Regions from separate parts of the Mus musculus genome. Here regions 1 and 3 are each linked to region 2. A link is a loop called in an ENCODE intact Hi-C map of the cell type or tissue named here. Cell type or tissue: heart. All regions are shown on one strand.

Region 1 (8,000 bases), 65 kb after region 2:
GAGTTGGCCCTGCGGGCATAAGAGCAGAAGAGCTAGCCCTGTCCCTCACTGGCTAGCGCTCAGAAGAACAGGGCACCTGGGCAGCACAGTGAAGTTGGCCCTGATGGAAGGGGCTCAGATGAGCCAGCCCCAAGGGTGTGAGAGCAGGAGAGCGGTCCCAGCCCCTCATAGGCTGCAGCACTTGGGAGAGTGGGCCCTATGCCTTGACTGGGCAGCACAGTGGAGCTGGCTCTGGTGGAAGGGGCACAGGTGAGTTAGTCCCAAGAGCATGAGAGCAGGAGAGCTGACCCTGCCTCCTGCTGATGGTGGTATTGGCCGGCCTAGCCAGAGCAGTGGTAGAAAGCTTGCACCGGTGGTGTAATTAAGGGAGAACTAATGAGCTGATCAGCTGTTACCACTTAGACCCAGATCCAGGGCTCTGAGATGGCCCACCCCAGAATCCAAAGCTGCAGGATCTCCATGATACAGGACAACAACAGAATAACTGGGAGGAGTCCCAAAGAGGATCCAATACTGATGGTGTCACAGAAGCCAGAGATCTTGAACCAGACCAATGACTGATCGCAATGAACATTTCAAGTGAAATGTGTGGTCAGAGGGATGTACTGTGGGTCACACTATAACATACTACTACCGTCTCTACTGTTTTCTATGCTTTGTTTTGGACTTGTTGTTGTCTGTGTGTGTGTGTGTTTTATTTTGGAGGAGGATGCAAGAGCAAAAGGCTGATATGAGGGGACGGGGAGAGGAGCAGAACATGATGGGGGTACATAATATGAAACTCAAAGAATCCATAAAAACCTAAAAACAAAAAAAAAAACAAAAAAAAGAAACTGAATCAAGGTTCTTCCTCTCAAGATCAGCCAGTGCTCTTAATTAGTGAACTATCTCTTCAGCTCATAAATGTATGTATTTAAAGCAATTGCTTGCTACTGTATTGACCTTCTTCACTGGGACCTATAAGGCTTAGAAGAGACGGTCTCTGGCTGTCTCTCAGACTTCATTACTCCTGACTACTTCCTGATTTTAGTAGCCACACTCGCTGTTCTAGTCCTATACAGAGTTCTTCCACAAATTAGTGTACTAATAAAGTGCTATTCTCTCTTGGCAAGAAAGACAAAGTCTTCTTGGTAGCATTACAACTGTACTTTAAAATCTTGTTATATAACTTGTTATATATTAACGGGTGTTTCTATCACTTCGCTCAAATACCTTTACCACAGCAGAAAGTTATGAAAATAAAGTGGTGTGTCTTGAGTTTCCTGTTATGGTCTAGCAGTACTTTTAAATGGTAGGAGCTCAATGGCTATTTTCTGAATGAGTCCCCTTCACAAGTAAACATGCAGCACTTACAACTATTAACTAGTACATTTGTCTCTTCTATAGAAGTGATTCTCAACCTGTGGATTGTGACCTCTTTGGGAACCAAAAACCCCTTTCACAAAGGTCCCATATCAGATACCCTGCATATTACATATTTATATTACAACTCATAACAGTAGCAAAATTAGTTATAAAGTAGCAACAAACTTTTGTTTGTTTTTGTTTTTCAGCACAGGGCTTCCCTGTGTAGCCTTGACTGTCTTGGAGCTAGTTCTATAGCCCAGGCTGGCCTAGAACTTGCCTCTGCCTACCAAATCCTGGGATTAAAGGTGTGTGCCAACCACACCCAGCTGCAACAAAATAGTTTTATGTTCGAGGGTCACGACAACCTGAGGAATTGTATTAACAGGTTACAGCATTAGCAAGGCTGAAGAACCACTGCTCTATAGAAATCATTTCAAGTTCAGCTTATCTTTTACAGGAATAGTTTTAAGTTCTGTACTCAAAACAGGTAACTACTAGGAACTATTAACCCAAGGTAACCTAAACCATTGTTGTTTCAAAGTCTTTGAGAACCATTCCTCTCCAACTTGTGAACTAGTTACCACTTAACCAATGAGATTCAAAACTTTCTGGAAGTCTCTAATTTCATTAAATGTGTATTTTATTATATAACCCATGTGTTACACCTTTAACAAAACAGGTCAAGCCCCTAAACCACTGTAATAAACCGTACTTATAAAATGCTTTTGATCACATTCATACTAATTATTGATTGTCTAGAAAACTACATTTGGCATTTAGGGGTATACTTATAGCATATAGTTACAGGTTTTTACTTATATACTTACAGGTTTTTGGATACTACTAGTTTTTTTAACAGCCATTCTTGAAATCTATCAGGCACTGCATGAACTAATTCAAAATATTATCTATCTACATTACCATCAATAATACCGTATCATTGTGAAGTAAGAGCTTTGGCAACTGGTATGAATAAAAGCTAGTGGACTTAATTAGTAACTTGATTACTTAAGAAAAAAGTTTATTATCTTTTCCTTCAACTTACACTTACCAAATGGCTACCAAGTTGTTAGGACATACTCATTAAATTTATTGAACCAAGCTATATAAAAATGAGGATATTAAGTATTTCTTTTGGACTGTTTGAACCAAAAAGTTTGAGCCACCAGTCTAAATAATCCAGGGGTCTGCAGACCAACAGTGGGCCAAAGCAACCTTTGAGAACTTTCTTTTAACTGAAGAAAATAAACATCACCACCAAAACATCATGTAGCAGAGACCATCATACTGACCCACAGCAAGCAGAGCCTAAATACTATCTGGCTCTTTGTCCATTCCTGAATTTATACAACCAAAATATACAAACATTTTCACTGATTCAGACTCCACTGATACAGACTCTAGACCTGTGCTGTCAAATTGAATGATTATATACAATGAAATTAAGATGAAACAAATTAAAACTCAAGTTTTTGGTAATCATACTACATTTCTTTGATAACCATATTTTAAGTGCGCCAAAAATGACTGCTAATAGATACCATGTTGGACAGTGCAGATATAGAATATTATTATCACAGAAAATTCTATTGGAAACGCTTGTTCGATCCAGTATCTAGAATCAGTACCTTCTCGTATTCTCAGCATCAAACACATCATTTATATCACCATCCCAAACATTTTACTCCATTTACATCTATCAACTTGTAAAGGTTTCCAGCCATTCACATAGTCAAGAAGTACACTGCTTGAACCTAACCTTTAATGACCAAATACCTTACGATATATTTCCTTCCATATTTATAAATCATCTCTCCAACAATCTGACCAATGAAATGCCATCCCCATGAAGTCTACTTTAGCACAAGACAATGAACCTATGAGACATACAAGGGACTCAACGGAACCAATTTAACTGAAATGAAAACTAACGGTCAACCTTGGTGTCTAGAATAAACTGCTGCTTTGGGTTTTAGCCACATGCTTTATCTCTGTTAACTTCTGTCTTAGTCACAGTTTTATTGCTGTGAAGAGACACCATGGCCACAACTCTTATAGCAGGAAGCAGTTAATTGGGGGTCTTGCTTACAGTTTCAGAGACTTATATAGCAGTCATCATGGGGAACCTGCGAGCAAACACAATGCTGAAGGAGTAGCCAAGAACGTCCACAAACAGCAGGCAGAGTTTTGGAAACCTCAAAGCTCATCCCTCATTAACACATCTCCTCCAACAAGGCCACCCCTCCTCCTAATCCTTTCAAACAGTGCCACTCTCAGTTGACTCGGCATTCAAATATATGAGCATAAATCAAACTACAACGTCTAGTACATTTTAAAAATTGCAGTAGGCAATATTTTTCTTCCCAAAGGGAATCCAAAGTCTTTTGGATGGGAAAGGAAATTTATGTAATCTAACACACCGATTTGTCTTTACTAATGTTGGACCTGCAGAAACCCGAAACTCTATTATTGTGCTCGGACGGAGCCTACAATTTAAAGTTCACTCGTCGCCTTCAGACCACGGAAGCAGGGAACGTCGGTCAGAAACACATACCACAAGGAGTTGGCGAGAGACGGTGGGACCGGATCCCGGAGCCCTGACCAAAGATGATGGGCGGGGCGAACCCGGAGGCCCACGGCGCACCGCGCAGACGACACGACCCCGGGAATGGAGCGGCTTTGGGAAAGGAGAAGCGAAACGCGGCGCTCCAGGAGAAGGAGAGCGGGCCGTTGGCGCTCGCGCGGTCCGGTCGGCTGCAGGGCCTTTCCGAGATCGCCCCGACGACCGAGCGACCTCAGCAACCCGCGCCCGCCCTTCAGCACTCAAACAGAACCCGAGCCCTCTCAGGAGCCCAGAACGGAAAGGAGCATTCTGACCCGCCACCGACCACCTGCTTGACTTGTCTGGGGTCCTCGCGCTCCTTGGAGTCGGACGTCACCTCTCAACGTCCCTGAAGTATTCAAATCTAACCGCCCTAGTGATGCGCATGCTCAGTGCTGCGCGCCGCGCAGACCCCACCCCTTCGGCTCCAGACCGGCCCCGCCCCTAAGACATAAACTTCTCTGTCCTCCTCTGCTCTGACTTAAGTTCCCTCGGGTTTTTCTTCTTTTCTACAGAATTTTCTTCGTCTCTGTTATTCTGAGAACGGCCATCTTCTTTCGAGTGTTTGCAGAGTAAACAATCGCACTGTTGGCTTCCGTACAAAATGGCGACTTCCATGGTATTGCGTCACAGCGCTCTGTGTCTACTCCCTATAGCTACCAGGAAGAAACTAGCTTCTGGGACGAGGTGGCCGAGTGGTTAAGGCGATGGACTGCTAATCCATTGTGCTCTGCACGCATGGGTTCGAATCCCATCCTCGTCGAAAGTGTCTTTTGCTAATTAGTGTAATGTGAATTTATAATCCACAGGATGGAAGTGATTAAATATTGCTTCGGGTTTTAATTCCGATCAGGTTCTATCTAACACAATTAGTCTCAGCATCGAGGTGTTTTAGTTGGTGATATTGTAATTTGAAGGAATTTGATATTTGAAATCAGCTGAAGGAATTGAGATATTTGAAAGGCTGCTTTTGGAATGTTATGACTCACAGATGAAGAAAAAGCAGATAAAGAGACTTTTTTCTAGGAATTTAATTTCTTACAAAGTAAAATAACAGGACATGTTCAGTGGTGGTCTGGAACATGAAATGTCCTAGCTCTGAGATGAATGCTTTCAGTCTTTAATGAGCTCTTACTCCGAGGGCTTTGTTTTGTTTTTGTTATTTTGAGACACAGTTTTACTGTGTAGCAGTCTAGCCTCCAGGTTAAAAATCATCCTGTCTCGCCTTCCCAAATGCTAGGATTACAAAGCTATACCCCCATAATCGCTATTTTGGGGGTTTAATACCTGTCCTGATCGTGAAGTACCATATTGCATTACAAATGCCACCTCTTCCAGCCCTTAAGCAAGCTATGGGATTTGTTTTCAATGTATACATTAAAAAGGTGCCCATGGGGGTGGGGGTAGGGGTGGGGGTGGGGGTGGGGGTGGGGGGGTAACCCAAGTGAACCCTTTGCAGGGCAGTGGTGGCGCAGACCTTTAATCCCAGCAGTTGGGAGGCAGAGGCAGGCGGATTTCTGAGTTCGAAGCCAGCCTGGTCTACAGAGTGAGTTCCAGCATGAGTTCCAGGACAGTCTGGGCTACACAGAAACACTGTCTCAATCCCCCCACCCCCACCCCAAAACAAAACTCCCAAAAACAAAACAAACAAACAAACAAAAATGCCCATGACATTTGAAATCTTGCTATGATCCAGAAACTACTGAAGAAGAGGAACACGACTACCTTTTCAAAAGACAAAAAGCTGAATCTTCTGGATTTAACCAAAGGATTAGGAATAGAAAAAAGAACAGAGATTTTCCTCCTGTAACATCATCAGACAAATTCATTCAACTCACACTTAAAAACCCTTAATGTTTTTTACATAACTAAAAGCAACATACATTTTACATGGATTATGTGTCTCCGACTCTGCAGAACCCTGTGATCATGATAGATGTCTTCATATTCTATTATTGTTGTTTTACACTGAAAGATTAATTTGTCCAAGGCTATACAGCTTCTAAGTTGCAGACAGGACAGTGTAACCCACATCTATTGACTCCATGATGTTTAACCCTCATCCTGTATGGTACCAGATCATGAAGAGTTCTTAATGATCCCCTGGAGTGGTGATTTTACATTCCTCTCACTGGGCATGCTCAGTGTTCAAGAGCCCAGCACCAGGGGCAGGTGCTTCAGCAAGATTTGTGGCACTGATGATTGGAAGGCAGTCAGACGCCTCTCTCCTGGTTCCTCCATTTTAGGTCCAAATCCCTTGGGAATGTTGCTACCTTCACAGTCTGGGCACTTTTGGCCAGTTCTCTTCAGCCATGTCTTACTGTCCGTTTTCTGTCCTGGTGGGACATACATCCCTTCAGGGGCCTTGCAGACAATTTAGTAGCCAATTTTTTGTGGGTGAAGAGTGGGCAGCGACAATCATTTTCATAATCTCTCATCAAAAACACTTTTAAATAAGGCAATGAGCTTCAGTGATATTGCCTGTGACTTTGCCTCTGATTGAAATCGTGTATTTTATATTACTCTGACTGCTTTAGAATTCCTATGGTTTGAGAGTGTCTGTCAAATTTTGTGTGTCAGAAATTTGATCCAAACTGGGTAGTGACACAAGCCTTTAATCTTGGCACTCAGGAGGCAGCAGTAGGCAGATTGCTGAGCTCCAAGGCTAGCCTGGTCTACAGAGCCAGAGGCATCACAGGGAAGCCCCGACTGGAGAATCAAAACAAAGCAAAAAGAAATTTGATCTAGAGCAGCAGACAGAGCATCCATCTCTCAGATTTTCCAGCCCCCAGAACTGAGAGCAAGTGCCTCCCACAGATGCCTCTGTTTATGAGCAGCCTGAGACTCACTCTTTAGCTTAGGCTAATCATACATCCTGCTTCAGCCTCTTCAGTCCAGAAAGTACAGGAGTGTGCCACCATGCCATGGCCAGCGAAATTTATATTCTATATAAATCATTCAGTTTCGCGTATTCTATTGTAGTAACAGAAAGCAGCCTATTACAGTATTCACTACTTTAAAACTATGGTCATGCCGGGCGTGGTGGTGCACACCTTTAGGCAGAGGCAGGCGGATTTCTGAGTTCCAGGCCAGCCTGAGCTATGTAGTGAGTTCCAGGACAGCCAGGGCTATACAGAGAAACCCTGTCTCGAAAAAACCAAACCAAACCAAAACAAAACAAAAAACCCAGAAAAACAAACAAACAAAAACTATGGTCATTATTAGACCTGCCATTAGACTTTAATAAAAAAGGATCTGGGTGTGGTGGCACATCTGTAATCTCAGCCCTTGGAGATCAGTTCAAAGATATCCTCAACTATTCAGTCAGTTTGAGGTCAGCCTGGGCTATGTGAGACTCTGCCTTTAAAAAAAGTCGAGCATAAGTTTGTATAAGTATATATGTGAATTTTTGGTTGGTAGGTTGGTTGGTTGGTTGGTTGGTTGGTTTTGGTTTTTGAGACAAAGATCCAACTGCCTCCAGAAACCAAAAAATAAAAAATTGTGGAACCATCATTCATTCATTCATTTTTTTGGTTTTTCGAGACAGGGTTTCTCTGTAGCCCTGGCTGTCCTGGAACTCACTCTGTAGACCAGGCTGGTCTCAAACTCAGAAATTCACCTGCCTTTGCCTCCCAAGTGCTGGGATTAAAGGCGTGCACCACCACGCCCGGCTTTTTTTTTTTTTTTTTTTTTTGGTTCCACAATTTTAAAAATATTTTTGTTGAGCATAAATATGTATATGTATTTTTGATTGGTTGATTGGTTTGCAAGTAGCATTTCTCCATAGTTTCTGCTTCAAGTTCCTGCACTTCCTTCTCTAGAGGTTGGACTGTAACCTATGATCTGAAATACACCCTTTCCTTCCATAAGTTGATTTTGGTGAGAGTGCTTTATCATAACTGAAAAGAAACTAGGACAGAAGTCATTTTCATCAACAAGCATCCCTACCCCTGCGTGCTGTACATCCCCATCCGCATCCATCAGTCTGCTCTCACTCATCTCCTGGGTTTTTTTTTTTTGGTTTTTTTTTTTTTTTTTTTTTTTTTTTTTG
Region 2 (8,000 bases):
CATTTTTATACTTAGTATAAGTAGCACAGAGATTCCACTGGGGGATCCTAGGCCTTCGTTTCTAAAGTTCAGCTCTTAGGGAGACAACAGAGTAGGAAGAGAATTGTTGAGAGACTTGACCAGACATCTTTAGCTACAATCCTGTGCTTTTCTGTAGAAACCTTGACAACCTCCTGAAACCCTAATTTAATTTCTGTAAAGGTTAATTTTTTTCATTAGGTAGAACAATTTATTACAGCATTGTCAGAAAATACTTAGCAACTAAGAACATACCTCTAACCGTGAAATAGGCTGTGGACCAAAACTTTCTTCTTCCACTGAAGTATCTGCACTTGCTTCAAGCTGCATTTGCATAGCCATGACTAAAAAACACAGACAGCCGCCAGTATGAGTGAACACTAGAGAAACATTCGGGGGTAATTAAGAAGTGCAAGTTTAGTTCCCGACACACCTTTGAAGAACTGCAGCTGGCCCTCCCTATCCACAGGTTAAGAGCAACCGCTGCTCTACAGAGAGCATCCAGGTTCAGTTCTCAGCACCCACAAGGAAATTCATGTGTTTATAACTTCAGTTCTAGGAGATTCAGCACCCCCTCTGACCATGCGGACACGACACAGGAGTGTTATGTTTTCAGGCACAGAAACAAAACATTCAAACACATAAAATAAAAATAAGCTTAAAACAAACAAACAAGCGGGGCATAGTGGCACACGCCTTTAATCCCAGCACTCGGGAGGCAGAGGCAGGCGGATTTCTTAGTTCCAGGCCAGCCTGGTCTACAGAGTGAGTTCCAGTACAGCCAGAACTATACAGAGAAACCCTGTCTCGAAAAACCAAAACAAACAAACAAACAAACAAACAAACAAACACACACCCCAGGCATGTCTGACAGCCCATTCAAAATATATTTAAAAAAAAATTTTTTTTTTCACAAAGCAGCAAGTTCCAAGCTCTTCCTATACTACAGGATGAGTAAAATTCCAAAAGAGAATATTTCCATCTTCTTGGAACAGAGGAATTCTTGAACTAGATACGTACAGCAACAACAATCTAAAAGTGAACAGTATTTCCAGCCTTGAAAACGCAGGCTGGAAATACATATAGCAGCCTATGGAACGGTCCTTGTCCAGGAGATGAAAAAGAGGTACCAGGGCGAATCCTCAGTGCCACCAAGCAAACAAGAAACTGAGTGTATTTATCTTACTGTCAGCGATGAAGATGGATTTCCGGTTCCTGGACAGGTTAAATAACTACCGAAATAAACCCTTAGCTCTGACAACATTTACACTCATAACTTTGGGCTTTGGGATGTAGATCAATTGGTAGCATTTGCCTACCACGCACCAAGCCCTGAGTTTGAAGCTATGCAGTGCATAAAACCAGGCATGGTAGTTATGTCTGTAATCCCAGCATTTGGGAAGTAGGTAAGGAGACTAGAAACTCAAGGCCATTCATCCTCTGGGGTATAACAAGTTTGAGATTAGCATGGATTACCTATCTCAAAAAAAAATTCAAAACTGTAGAGAAATTATTTGTTATATACATAATTAGATGCATAATCAGAGGTGGAAAATCAGAACACAAACATAAAGAAATCATTCAAGCTGGGCAGTGGTGGCACACGCCCAGCACTTGGGAGGCAGAGGCAGGCGGATTTCTGACTTCGAGGCCAGCCTGGTCTACAAAGTGAGTTCCAGGACAGCCAGGGCTACAGAGAAACCCTGTCAAAAAAGAAAAAAAAAAAAAAAAAAAAGCCTGGTATGGAGGTCCATGACTGCCCTAGCACCTGGAAGGCGAGTCAGGAAGACGACCACAAATTTAAGGGCAGGCTGCGCTGCATAGTTAAATTATCTCAAAAAGCAGCCCCCACACCCATTCCCAAGTTCATAAAATACTATATGACCTTCATAAAATATGTGTTGAGACTGGCTCAGGTTGAGAGCACTGGCTGCTCTTCCAGAGGACCCAGATTCAATTCCCAGCATCACATGACAGCTCACAACTGTCTACAACACCAAGATTTGACATCCTCACACAGACATACATGCAGACAAAACACAAATGCATATAAAATAAATTATTAAAAAAATCAAAAAATTAAAAAAAAATCAAGTGTTGGCAAGCATATGGAACAAACATCCAATACCACTGACATATTTACATGAAATTTAAAAACAGGCGAAGATGAGCTGGGGAAGCTGAGTCAGGATGGGGAGTTCAAGGTCAGTTTTTGCTAAAATGCAAGATCCTTGATCAAAAAAAAAAAAAACAAAACCAAAAATATGGCCGGCACAGTGGTACTCTCCTGTAGTCCCAGCACCTACAAGGCAGAGACAGTAGGATCCCGAGTTCCAAACTAGCTTCTGGGTTACAAAATCAGATCCTGCCTAAATAATGCCTTTTAAAGGTAGGCCACCTTAGTGAACAGTTTTAGAAATCACTGTTCAGCCATCAGGGTGAGGGGGAAATACTAAAACCAGGAAGGATAACAAGAGGTTTATAGCATGGTAACAGCAGTCTATTAGTGATTACATAGATACATTCTTTTTTTGTTGTCTTGTTTTTGAAAGATTTTATTTTATGTATATGAGTACACTGCAGTTGTACTGATGGCTGTGAGCCACCATGTGGTTGCTGGGATTTGAACTTGGGACCTTCAAAAGAGCAGTCAGTGCTCTTAACCACTGAGCCCTCTCTCTAGCCCCCAATATATTCACTTTGTATTCACTCACGTATACACTTGTATTTTATACATCTTTGTATTTTATACTTCATTTTATTTTTATTTCTTGGAAGTTCCTTTTAGATTTCTTTTTTGTTCATGAGAATTTTGCCTGCATACATGTGTGCGTACCACAAGCATGCCTGGTATCTGAGGTCAGAAGGCGGCACTGGATCCCCTGGAACTGGAGTTATGGTTGGTTGTAAGCCACCATGTGGGTACAGGAGCTGAACTCAGTTCCTTGGGAAGAGCAGCAAGTGCTCTTAACAGCAGAGCCACCTTCCAGCCCCTGTTCTTCACTTTTCCTTTTCTGAGACAGCTCTTCCATTTGTGGCTCAGGATGGTCTTGAAACTGTCATCCTCCTGCCTCTCCCAAGTGCTACGATTATATAGGTGAGTCATCTAGCCAAGATTCTCTTTAGAAATTTGTTTTATTTCTCGGTCTTTGCTACTCTTTTGCTTACGCAATCTTTGAACTCTGGGGCCTTCTACTTCAGTCTCCAGAGAGACCAGCCACTACCCTCATTTTAAAGTAACCAAGAATCTGTTAGCCCTGGCCCTACTACGTAACAGCTGTGAGCACTTTTCTCTGATCTCAGCTTCCTGCGTCCGGACCACAGAAGTGAACCTGAAAGTTTGTAAATCCCAGCATTGGGAGACTAAGGGTAGCAGTTCGAGCCCTGCCCAGCCTAGGTCGTGACCTCGGGTCTCAAAACAAATGCTTGAAGTACAGGTCGGTTTTCTCCACAACGAATTCAGTGGGTCAGTTAGCGTCGGTCGGTTGGTCGCCCTGCTCCGCCTTTCTCCGGTTTCTCAGCGTAGAGGGGACCCACAAAGCTGGCTACGGGAGCACTGGCCTGAGCCGGCTCAAGAAGCCGAGCGGCCATGGAAGGGGTGCGCCGGCGCCGCACACTCACCTGTCCCGCGGCCACGGGCCGCTCGCTCCTCCGGGCAGCCGGCTCTGCACACACCACACTCCCCCCACTTCACCCGGCTCGAACGCGCTTCGTTGCTCCTCTGTCAGGTTTTCTACGAAAAATTTCAGTCTTCCTGGCCACACCTGTGGGAGCGCCTCGGCTTTGCCCAGGCGCGGATCTGCGCACGGCGCGCGACTTTCGGAAATCCCGCCAAATCCTCACGCTCCTATCGCTGCAACGTCATCACGCCTTTCTCCGACCCGCCTCATACCTACTTCCGCTTCTGCTGCGAACCTGACGGACATGCCGGACGGCTTTGAAGCCGAGTGATTTCGTAGGGTCACTCTTCCCTTCCTTTATGATTGTTCTGATCCGGCCTTTCTGGTTACCCGACTGAGGACTACAAGTCTGCAAAGACGATGTGATCAGCCCAGGACTACATAACCCAGAATGCACTGCTGCGGAAGCACCTCTGCAAAACTTCTTGCACAGCGGATGTGGACTTCGGTCAGAAAGGCTTTGGCCAGTTCTGGCAGAGTGTGGATCTTTGGTAGTTGGGATGGTATGCTTTGGAACCAGGTGTTCTCTTGGTCTCTGTGGGCGGCAGAGATGAAGAAGCTGGAATAAAGATAAAACCTGCGAATGGAGCCAGCGATTAGAAAACCAGTGTGGGAATCAGCGAGGTGGAAAAAAAAAACCTTTTAATTGGGCGGGGGTTGGGACCGGTGGATATAATCTAAATATATACATTCATAAAACTACCAAAAACTAAAGCGAAATAACTCACTCTCTAGTGTTTTTTTTCTTCTCTCGCTTTGTAGTGGTTACTCCAGAAAAGTAGGAGCAAAATTGAATAAAGTAAAGGTTTGTGGAGTTTGCCAGGAACTTCGTATGTTTCTTGTTATACATCTAGGTGTTTTCAGACAAGATCTCATACTCCTTGAACTCTTTTTTTTTTTTTTTTTTTTTTTTTTTTGGTTTCGAGACAGGGTTTCTCTGTGTAGCCTTGGCTGTCTGGACTCACTTTGTAGACCAGGCTGGCCTCGAACTCAGAAATCCGCCTGCCTCTGCCTCCCAAGTGCTGGCGTGTGCCACCACCGCCCGGCTCCTTAACTCTATGCCAAGAATGACAATCCTTCTCCCACCTTTGTTTCCTGTACTGCTGGAACATTACTATGTTCTGTGTTGGGGATTGAATCCTGGATTGTATGCATGCCACACAAGCACTTCAACAACGTAGCTGCATGCTTAGCTGAAAATTACTTATATTTAATGAGTACACTGTAGCTGTCTTCAGACATCCAGAGGGCATCAGATTCCATTTACAGATGGTTGTGATTCCATTTACAGATGGTTGTGAGCCACCATGTGGTTACTGGGAACTGGACTCAGTGCTCCTAACTGCTGAGCCATCTCTTCAGCCCTAGGTAATTTTTTTTTTAAGATTTATTTATTATATGTAAGTACCCTGTAGCTGTCTTCAGACACTCCAGAAGAGGGCATCAGATTTCGTTACGGATGGTTGTGAGCCACCATGTGGTTGCTGGGATTTGAACTCAGGACCTTCGGAAGAGCAGTGGGAACTCTTAACCACTTAAGCCATCTCGCCAGCCCCAGGTAATTATTTTTGAGACAGGTTCTTTGTAACCCAGATTGGACTCAGCTCCCCAACGTCTGGGGTTGCACAAAAAAAAGCCACCATTCTTGATGTATATTTACTTTGTATTTTGAGAGACACCTTAGTTAAGTTTCTCTGGATAAATTTCCCAGGGTGACATTTAAACTTTGAATCTTCCTGCCTCAGACTCCCATGTAGCTTGTTTTTTTTTTTTTTTCCCAACCCCATACAGGTGTGTGCCCACAGGGCTGAGTAGTTTTTTTTCTTTTGAGACAGGGTTTCTCTGTGTAGCCCTGGCTGTCCCGGAACTCACTCTGTAGACCAGGCTAACCTTGAACAGAAATCTGCCTGCCTCTGCCTCCCAAGTGCTGGGATTAAAGGTATGCGCCACCACTGCCTGTTGTGAGTAGTTTTAAAGTGGATAAAATTTGTATTTTATACTTATACTATTTTACGTCAAAGGATGGTTTGGTTTGGTTTAAAAATACATTGTGTGTGTGTCTGTTTTCACAAGTAGAGGGCAGAAGACAACTTGAAGGTCAGTCATCTCCTTCTACCACGTATGGAAGTTCAAGATTCAACTCAGGTAGCCAGGGTTCATGGCAGCTGCCATCTCCTCCATGAAACTTTTTTTTTTTTTTTTTTTTTTTTTGGTTTGGAGCTGAGGACCTAACCCAGTGCCTTGTGTTTGCTAGGCAAGCACTCTACCACTGAGCTAAATCCCTCTTAAAAGTATTTCAGGTGAGACAGAGGTTTGAGTTAAATATTTGACAATGACAGACCAGTTCAAGAAGCATTTTGGTTGTAGAAAGAAACAAACTGATTGATAGCAGGTAAAAAATGAATTGCTCCTCCTGGAAATTAGAATTATAATCTGGGCAAATCTTAGCTTAGAAATTTAAGAGGCAAAGGACACCAGTGGCTGTCAAACAAGAAAAGGTTTATTCATTCTCAGTTAAATTGAGATAGAAAGGGGTAGAAGAAACAAATACCCCAAGACCCAAAAACTTGCTTTTCGTTCTTATCACTTTTCAGATCTTTCCACTTCTTCAGAGGCCCAGCAGCATGGGTGTTGCTTTTGGTAATTTAGCACAACCCATACATCCCAAAATGCTTAAACTAGTCTGAGTACTTTTCTTCAAAAACCAAAAACCTAAGAACTGGGAAAAAAGATGAACTAGAATTCTAAAAGAGAACCAACAATTCCTAAAAATATAACTGTAATTGGAAAAATATTGAACTATACAATCTTAGTCATGTCTGTTCTTTAATTGGTATATGTAGCCCAGGCTTACCTCAAATTTGCATTGTAGATGAAGATACTTGGAACTTGGACCCTTCTGAGTGTTGGGACTACTGGAACTTACCACTATGACTGGTATATGTAGTACTGAGCAGAGCATCAAACTCTGAGTTCCTGAACTAGGCAAGTATTCAACTGACCCACATCTGTAACCCAATGACCTGAAGTTCCAGGGAAGCAAGCTCAATCAGATTTGAATCAGCAGGAATGTAATCTTCTCTCTGAATTTTATTTTGCTTTTTAAAGGCAGTCTCAGTATGTTGCCTAGGGAACAATCCTCTCTGCTTAGCCTCCTGAGTGCTGGGATTAACAGGTATGTGATAGCATGCCTGCCCAGCTAATATATCTGCAAAACCTCTATGGCTAAACAGAGTAACATTATTACATTTCTGGGGTTACAAATGTAGACATTAAGGGTTCATTGTTCTGCCTCCTACAAACTGAAATGATAAAAAACTAACAATTTAGTATATGATAATCAAGGCATCACCAATCAATAGTGGTAAAATATTTTATTAAATGGTGTTAGGATAGCTGCATAGCTAGCCATCTTTTCATTGCTACTGTTAACAGGGCCCCAGACCTCAGCACAACTGATATTATCATACAATGAGAATAATGATGTTTTTAGGTTGATTCATACAATTATGGTAGAAAGTGATTTAAATACAGAACTTTAGATTCACCAAGTTAGGATAGTGGGGTACTTTTTCCAAAGTTGCCAAACAGAGATGATTAGACACTGAATGTAATTCCTACCTGACAGTTCTCATTATTGTTCTTATTGTATGTAGTTAATTGGCATTAGAGAAATTAGACTTTTATTGGACTATAAAGGAGAGATGTTAGGATAATCTCTTGTGTACAACTGTGTTTGCTCATATCACAATTTGTGAATAGGGAGAACTGGCGGTGGCTATGGCCTGGAAGAACTTGACAAGGCGTCTGAATGACAATAAAAAGTATAACCACTGTGGTGCACCACATTAAGTTTAGACAGATGCTTAGGATCAAACCCAGGGTTTTGTGCATGCTAGATGAACACTCTCCTGAATGAAATCCTCGGTCTCTGTTTTTGAAATAGGATCTCCTGTAGCCCAGGCTGGCCTTCGACTTGGTGTGTAGTAGATGTAGACTCTGGGCAAGCTGTCAAAGCAGTTGCTGGCTCCTTCTTCCTGCTCCAACCTACCCATAAGATGCCTCAACATGAGCTGTTAAAATGCCAGTACCTGCCAAACAGCCATGTCTTACCCTGATACTGTCACGAGTAGCTTTCCACTGTGGCAACACATCCTTTCCCAATTCTGCCTGCTACTAGCTAGAGGTGCAGTCGTAGGAGCTGTCCATGGTGGTGGCACCTTTCCTGCCTCAGCCTATGAACTTCATGAATTAGCACCACAGGAGCTGTCCGCGGTGGCAATGTCTCCTCTCCAGTAGCTC
Region 3 (8,000 bases), 180 kb before region 2:
TGGGCACTGGAAATTGAATTCAGGGCCTCCACAAGAGCAACCAGCGCTCTTAACTGATGAGCACTCTCTCTGTCCCATTTTTTTTTTTTTTTTTTGAGGCAGACAGAATCTCATGTAAACTGAGCTGGCCTAGATCTTCCTGTGTAGCCTAGGGTGACCCTGGATTTCTGATTCTGCTGCCTCTACTCCCAAAGTACATTTCTGGGGCTGGTGAGACGACCCAGCAGGTCAAGGTTCTCGACTCCGCACCTGATGTCTGAGTTTGATCCCTGTGCTCCATGTGTTAGAAGGAGGTAAAGGGCCTGGAGAGATGCCTCATTGGTCAAGAGCACTTCATTCTTTTTTGTTTGTTTGCTTTGTTTCGAGACAGGGTTTCTCTGTGCCCTGGCTGACCTGAAACTAGTTCTGTGTATCAGTCTGGCCTTAAACTCTGAGATCCGCCTGACAAGTATTCGGAGTTAAAGATGTGTGTGTACTACTACACCCAGAATAGAATATAATTTAAATATTCATCTTATTTAATTGTGTGTGTGTATGTGTTCTCGCGCATGTAAGCAAATTCCAGCCCACTGTATTTTTTGGGATAGGGGTCTCCCACTGAATCCAGAGCTCACCAATTTGGCCAGACTGGCTAGCCTGCAAGTTCCCGAGACTCACTTGTCTCTAATGCACTCCAGAGCTGGGGTTACATATTTGCCGGAGTGCAGCTTTTTACATGGGTTCTGGGGATCTGAAATTGGGTTCTCACACTTACAAAGAAAGCTCTTTCCTGGCTGACCATCCCTGAAGTTCTTGCTGGGTGCACTGCTTGTGGGCTTTGTATACACTCGCCTTTCTTATAAATTGTCATCTTACTCGTTTCTAAGAGGTTTGTTCCTTTTTTCGTTTGTCTGAGACAGGGGTCTCACTATGCAGCACAGCGCTGGCTCCCAATCTTCCTCTGTCAGCCTCCCGAGTGCTAAGACTACAGGCATGTGCCACACACTTAAGTCTGATTGTTTAAAACAGGCTCTCCAAACTTACAATGAAGCCAAGGATGACCTTGAACTTGAGATCCTCCTGCCTCCACCTCCCAAGCACTGTGTGCACCACCATACCCGGGTTCTGCTATGCTGAGTATCTAATCAAGGACTGAGCGTGCTCTGCAAGAACTCTCCCAACAGAACTCCAGCCTCACTTATCTACAGCATTTCATTTGCAGTGCCGGGAATCAAACCCAAGGCCTCAGGAATGCCAGGTACTCTATCACTGGGCCACAATCCCAACACCCGTTGTTCTAATAACTATTCGTGCTGGGATTCATCCTTGTGGGACAGAGGTCTAACTGTCTTATTCCAGATGGCTTATCCCAAATGATAAACAACGCTGTCAACACTTTTGGCAAATAGCGGACATACTTCAGGATTCCAGACTGTCCCAATGATCTGTGTGGCTAACTCTGGGAGGCTGAGAGCACCTTTCCCCCTGTTGAAAGACCAGAATGATTAGCTGACTCGTTCAACAGCATGGGTGGAATCTGAACATAGTTCTCTCTGATCTTCAGCCACCACACTGGTTCTCTTTGGGAAGGAATAGTGCATCTCCTGAAAAGCTATTGTGTCATTTGCTAAGTATGGAAAAAGACCCTAGTCAGCTAAAAGTCTCCAAAGATACTACCGGAGCAGTGTATCCTTGCCCAGGCTCATGCAGAGCTGATTGCAGGAGACCACGAGGCTAGTGATCCGCTCCGAGGGGGTGAAGTCAACCCGCTGCTTGGTGAAGATGGGCACCTCCTTCTCCAGGTGGGCACTTACATACCCTATAGGTGGGGAAGACAAGAGAAAAAGGCGTCCAGAGGGGGGTGAGGCACCCAGAAACCCAGAGAAACCCCAGTGTTAGCTGATACTTCTGCTTCCCAAGTATATTCCTACCCACAGGGTCTTGGTTCATAAAGAGTTCAACATGAAATAGTTTTCTGGTTGTCTTTATTGGAAGGGTCCTGGGCTCTTCCCACACTTGTGACAGTAGTAAGGGATTGGTTCTCTGTGCCTGAGATGAGGTTGTATCATGATATGCACGTTCCCAGTGGTAACGGGGGTGGGGGGAGACAGTACAGGGAGGATGGTTTTGGCATTCTCCCTTATGGTCTTTGGCCAAGAGAAACTAAAGTCCCTTCCTTGCTGTCCACACAGTATGGTTCAGTGAGTCTCCATTGTATGTAGAGAGTTCTGGGAACCCAGTCCTATCAGTCCAGTTCATAGGCTACAGTTGCTTTCTCGATAGTCCGCTGCAATATCATCATAGTGTGGGTAACCCTGCGCTGCTCTCCTACACTCTAAACTGCAGCCAGCTTTACCCCGGGACAATCATCTCCATTGTTCCTGTTCAGTAACAAAATTCCCTTTTGGATCGACCCTCCTTCACTTATAACATTCACGTTCCACCAAGTTCAGTGCTCATTCTGCCTCCTCTGCTACCTCAAGATGAAGTCTGGTGGGAACGAACACATACACAGACTCCAAAAGCTTTAAAAAAAATCCATAGAACAAGACACAGAAGCCTGGAACCTATATTCAGTTCTCCCAACTGCAGCCTATAGACAAAAGTAACAAGTACTTCCTTATCTGAGCCCAAGTTCCCTCTTTTGAAGGACCTTTGAGTTAAGGCCTAGATCACGAGGCTGTTCCTGTGGCTCTTTCAAACTTCGACCAATGACAAGCTGGGCAAGACAAGAAAGGCCTGGGGCTTAGATCCTAAACACACGCTGCAAGCTCTAGAGCTTCTCTCCCCCGTAAATGCTACCATAACAGAAAGGGGCAGAGGCGGCCTCTTCTAACTTACCAGAATGGGGGATGCCCACGCTAGGGCAACCAGTCTGCAAGACGGCCGAGCGGGACAATGAGTCCTCGTACTCATCCAGGATGGACGCCATGGCAATCAAGTTCTGGATCTCTGATCTGGGGGCTGGGGGTCACAACTGGGACCCCGGTCGTCCTGGATTTGCAAGTTGTGCTTCCCCAGCGTCTGACAGATCCTGAGAACCTTTTAAAAATTCTGGGGCCCTTTTCGCTTTCTCTGTGAAGGACGAGACGATCGAGGAGCCCCAACTAGTCCATGGCGCAGCTTTGCACCCCAGCTCCAGTCCCAAGAGATTATAGGCTCCCCTTAGCAGATCCCAGGTAATCACAACCTCGCCCAGGCAGCTCAGCTGACTCCCGCCCCCGTGACGCGTGCTTATGACGTGCTTCCGGGTTTTTCAGCCGCGAGTGTTAACTGGAGTCCTGGGCACCTGAGCCTCCACAAGGAGGCGTTGTCGGAGACTCGGCGCGGCGGGGGAGGAGCGCTTGCGGGCCACCCTGCTGCTGCAGTTCCTCATGTTGGCGCTAGGAGGCAGCCCGGGATTTCCCAGCGGCGTCCAGTAACAGGCTTGCGCGGATCCTAGGCTTCCGCAGCTCAGACTTCACTCCCTCAGACTGTCACTGAAAGGCCGGCGGTGCTCCTCCATCTGTCACACTACCTCCTGTTCCTCAATCGAATTGCTGCCTCAGTCCACCTTCACAGGCACAGGCAGAACAGTCTGAGTGTCCCTTCTTTCACCCCAGGGCCCCCTAGCTTCCAGAGGAAGTAGCTGAATGGGTCACAAGTGTGGCTCAGTGGTGCATAAGCACCTTGCCCAGCGGGTATAAGACCTGGATTTTTTTTTTTTTTCCTTACACCGCAAAAAGAAAACCATACAAAATTTAATCTCCAGCAGTGGGAAGGCTGAGGCAGGAGGATTACTAAGGACTGGGCTACAGACCCCCAGAAAACAAAACAGAAAGAAATTGACAACGCAATGGCCAGGTTAAGTAAGCTGCCTCATAGTAGCTCCTTAGTGTAGGGGGAGAGGCAAGGGTCACCGGGAAAACTGAAGCAGGCTACTTCCAGGCACTCTATACGTTGAGTGATGTTGACTGTCCTTGTCTAGCATGTGGGAAGCCTTAGGATCAAGCCCTAGTATCAGAAAAAGAAAAGGGGGTTATATATAGTCTTCAGGAAAGTCACGAGCGAAACCCTATAAGCCGTGTAATGGGGTGGAGAGGAAGCGGGGCTGGCCTTGGGCAGACTGTGGAAGCTATCGTGTGATCCACTGGAGGCTATAACTGGGGATAAGATCTGATGTTGGTACTGGGAAGCAGGTGTTTGAAAAGGACATGAGACCTGAGGCAGAAGACAGGCCTTATGTATCCATCCGGGAGAGAGAGAGCTGGGAAGTGGGAGACCATCTCAGAGGAAGGCACCAGAGACCTAGTGACAGGTTAGGTATGGCAGGCAGATGAAGGAGAGTGTGGGGACAGCTGGAGACCTGGCTGGTGGGAACAGAGGAGGAGCCAAATGAGAGGGGGTGGAGGTCACATGACTGAGCTCAGGGCACTGCTAGGGAACTTACTGGGGAACCCCAGCTTTACCTGTAACCTGCTCCAGGGCAGTCACCAATAACTAACTAGTGAATGTTTATTAGACATTTGCATAAACGAACTCTCTCATGGCTCAGTTTCTACATTTATAAAATGAGAAAAAAAAAATCTCTTAACGGTGTGCGGACAGTCGGATGTTATACAAATCACTGAGTGGTGAGTTTGTGTTTAAATATTACTAGTATTTAATAGCGGATTGTTGACTAAATTAAGATCCAGACCCGAAGAATCAAACCCAGCGCCTCACAGATACTGTGTGAGTGCTACATCGTGGGCTCCATCCTCAGCCTTGGATTTGCTGTTGAATTGAAAAGGTTTAGATTTTAATGAAATTGGAGACTATGGATCTAGCTTACTTGGCAGACAAGAGGGTTTGTTTAGTTTCATAGGATGAGGCCCTCAGCACAGCACAGAACTAGGTATGGTGACTATGGTCCCAGCAGTCAGGAAGTGGGAATAGGAGGGTTAGAATCTCAAGGTCAAAATTATAAAAGAAGCCGGGCAGTGGTGGGGCACGCCTTTAATCCCAGCACTCAGGAGGCAGAGGCAGGTGGATTTCTGAGTTCGAGGCCAGCCTGGTCTACAGAGTCAGTTCCAGGACAGCCAGGGCTACACAGAGAAACCCTGTCTCGGAAAAAAAAAAAAACAATAAATAAATATAGATAATAAATAAATAAATAAATAAATAAATAAATAAATAAATAAATAAAATTATAAGAGAATAAGAGAGAGCAGTGGGGGGGGCATGTTATAGTAGCATACATACTAAAAGATTGAAACAATACAGAGAAGGTTAGCATAGGCCCCTGTGCTTGGAAATTCTTGAAGCATTCAATTTTAAGAAAGAAAAAGAAAAAGGAAGGAAGGAAGAAAGGAAGGAAGGAAGGAAGGAAGAAAGAAAGAAAGAAAGAAAGAAAGAAAGAAAGAAAGAAAGAAAGAAAGAGAGAGAGAAAGAAAGAAAAAGAAAGAGAGAGAGAGAGAGAGAGAGAAAGAAAGAAAGAAAGAAAGAAAGAAAGAAAGAAAGAAAGAAAGAAAGAAAGAAAGAAAGAAAGGTAGGTAAAATTTTTAAAGAGGAAGAAAAAGTTCATCTTTGACTGTAAGAACAAAGTAGAGGCCAGCCTAGGCTGCATGAAGCCTTATTTCAAAACCAGGGAGGGCTGGGGAGATAGCTCCGTGGGTAAAGTGCTTGCTGAGGAAGGAGTCACAGCAGCCACATTAAGGCAGGTATCTGGCAGGGTAAGGTGACACACACCTTTGACCCCAACAGAGTGATTAAAACAACAAAGCAAGCCTCTGAAACCCCAGCACTGCTGTGAGACAAGACAGGTGACTCCCAGCACCGACTGACCAGCCAATCTAACAATGAGGGAGTTCCAGGCCCAGGGAAGAATCTGTTTAAAAATAGAGTTGCCAGGCAGTGGTGGGGCACACCTTTAATCCCACGCAGGCAGATCTCTGTGAGTTCCAGGTCAGCCTGTTCTACAGAGTGAGTTCCAGGACAGCCAGGGAAACCCTGTCATCGAAAAGCAAAAGCAAAATAAATAATTAAAAAAGATTTTTAAAAAATGTAGATTCAGGCACCTCTCCATGAATTCAAGTTCAGTCTGGTTTTCATAGTAAGTTCCAAAGGTCCTGAGTTCAATTCCCAGTAAGCACATGGTGGCTCAAAACCATCTGTAATGGGATCCAATGCCCTCTTCTAGTGTGTCTGAAGACAGCTATAGTGTACTCACATATATTAAATAAACAAACAAATATATAAAACAAGCAAACAAACAGTTCCCTGAGCCTGAAGTGTATAGGTCTGGATTCAAGCCCCAGCACTGACAACAACAAGACTGGGCCCAAATGTCAGACTGTTACCAAGTAGAGGACAAGAGATAACAAAACAACTGATTTGGGGGATCTGGGGAGTGGAGAGATGGCTCAGCGGTTAAGAGCACTGACTGCTCTTCCAGAGGTCCTGAGGTCAATTCCCAGCAACCATATGATGGCTCACAACCATCTGTAATGAGATCTGGTGCCCTTTTCTGGTATGTTTAAAGACAGCTACAGTGTACTTATATACAATAAATAAATCTTTTAAAAATATATATACGCTTTATATATTTTGCTTTTTGGGACAGGGTCTTATGTGTCCCAAGCAGACTTAGAACTCACTATGTGGCCCAGGATAGCCTTGAACTTACCAGGTATCCGTGAAGATGACTTTGAATTCCTGATGCTTCTCCTGAGAACTATGACATAACTCGTACTACCATGTCCAGTTTGTTATTGCTGTTGTTGTTTGAGACCAAGCCTTACTCTGTACCCCCAAAACAAGCCTCATGACCATTCTACTCTCTTGCCTCCTGAATGCTAGGACAGCAGGCCTGAGCTACAAGGCTAATCCTTAGACATTGTTATTATTTTCTTTTTTCTTATATTCAAAATGTGTTTATTGGGAAGGTTCCCACTCATCTTGAGTCAGGGGCTTTCAGTGCTGCTTCCTCCTGAAGGAGCGTCTTTCTGTCAGCCTTGCTTTCCCACCTGTAGGCTGACAGGACAGTGGAGCAGCCAACACACAAGACTACCATTTGTGCATGGCTAGAGACCATGGTGATTTTATAGCATCCTGGGCATTTCACATCTATAAAGTAGGAATTAGGGCTCTGCACCAGGCGATTTTTCTTGCATTTCCTCTTCTCCTCAGTAGAGGGATGAAAGAGATCCTTTTCGAGGCCTGCTCTCTTAGGGAGGTTGTCACCACCAGAAAGGCTAATGTGTAGCCTAGGCTGGCCTCAAACTCACAATCCTCCTGCCTCTGCCTCTTTCAGCAAATCCTACCAGCGTGTACCACCACAACCGGCTATTATTTTCTTAAGTTTACTTTTCCTTCATGCAATTCTTCATCACTTGTTTGTTTGTTTGTTGCTTTAATTTAAACTAGAGGGCTGGTGAGAAGGCTAAGCAAGCAAGAGCACTCTTACAGAAATTGGGTTTGGTTCCTGGCACTAGCATGGTGGTTCACAACTATCTGTAACTCTGGTTCCAGGGGCATCTAAAGTCTGTGCACATACTTTCATCCAGGCAAATACTCATACACATCAAAAGTAAATACATCTAAAAAAGCAATTACATTTATTGATGCCGTGCACACTGGGGTGAATGAGGGCATGTGTCACTGTGCGTGTGGAGGACAGAGGACAACTTGTGGCAGACAGTTCTCTTTCCACTGTGTGGTTCCAGGGACCCAACTCAGGCCATCCAACTTGACATCAAGGCCTTTACCCCCTTCACCCAACAAACCACCTTGGGCCGCAGAATTCCTTTTCATCTGGTTCACAGAAGACAAACCTCTGAAAGTTACTTTACCTGACAAATCTGTTTGATAGTTCTCAGGCAGAGTCTTGACCTCATCTGAGAAAACCAGCTTTGGCCAAGAAGGAGCTGCTGTGAGAGTCTACTCTCGAAGAGTACTCTCTAAACACTTCCAAAAAAAAAAAAAAAAAAAATGAGCTCATCCTACAGTGTCAGGAAATAGGCAGAGTTTTATTTTCTCATTGAAGGGAGAGCCTTGAGACA

Evidence for each region. Hi-C counts contacts between places; a loop is a spot of excess contacts. Peaks named below come from ENCODE experiments on the same cell type or tissue, not always from the same donor. Only the 100,000 strongest peaks of a DNase experiment are listed, where the experiment ranks them.
Region 1: a loop joins it to region 2, with 6 times the contacts of the local background. A loop is called at or near these places in 7 of 42 quality-filtered maps.
Region 3: it touches region 2 in a loop (8-fold over the local background); 2 of 42 quality-filtered maps call a loop at or near these places.

Annotation. Positions count from the first base shown.
Region 1 is chr2:119,043,462-119,051,461 of GRCm38, reverse strand. Knl1 (kinetochore scaffold 1) reads right to left here and starts at 4,343. Exons shown (of 24, transcript NM_029617.3): 1 at 4,239-4,343. n-TSgct7 (a tRNA gene) reads left to right here and starts at 4,631; the gene lies at 4,631-4,712. In heart, a CTCF peak has its summit at 4,284; DNase peaks (open chromatin) are centred at 4,321 and 4,591; H3K4me3 peaks cover 2,696 bases; H3K27ac peaks cover 1,874 bases.
Region 2 is chr2:119,108,674-119,116,673 of GRCm38, reverse strand. Knl1 (kinetochore scaffold 1) reads right to left here. Exons shown (of 24, transcript NM_029617.3): 24 at 6,177-8,000. It overlaps Rad51 (RAD51 recombinase), which reads right to left and starts at 3,860. Exons shown (of 10, transcript NM_011234.5): 1 at 3,640-3,860; 2 at 274-362. The coding sequence starts at 360. In heart, no CTCF peak of the experiment used is centred here; DNase peaks (open chromatin) are centred at 3,993 and 7,913; H3K4me3 peaks cover 2,012 bases; H3K27ac peaks cover 1,488 bases.
Region 3 is chr2:119,283,951-119,291,950 of GRCm38, reverse strand. Vps18 (VPS18 CORVET/HOPS core subunit) reads right to left here and starts at 3,209. Exons shown (of 5, transcript NM_172269.3): 1 at 2,821-3,209; 2 at 1,657-1,798. The coding sequence starts at 2,911. It also overlaps the pseudogene Gm14175. In heart, a CTCF peak has its summit at 3,349; DNase peaks (open chromatin) are centred at 2,800 and 3,280; H3K4me3 peaks cover 2,039 bases; H3K27ac peaks cover 1,438 bases.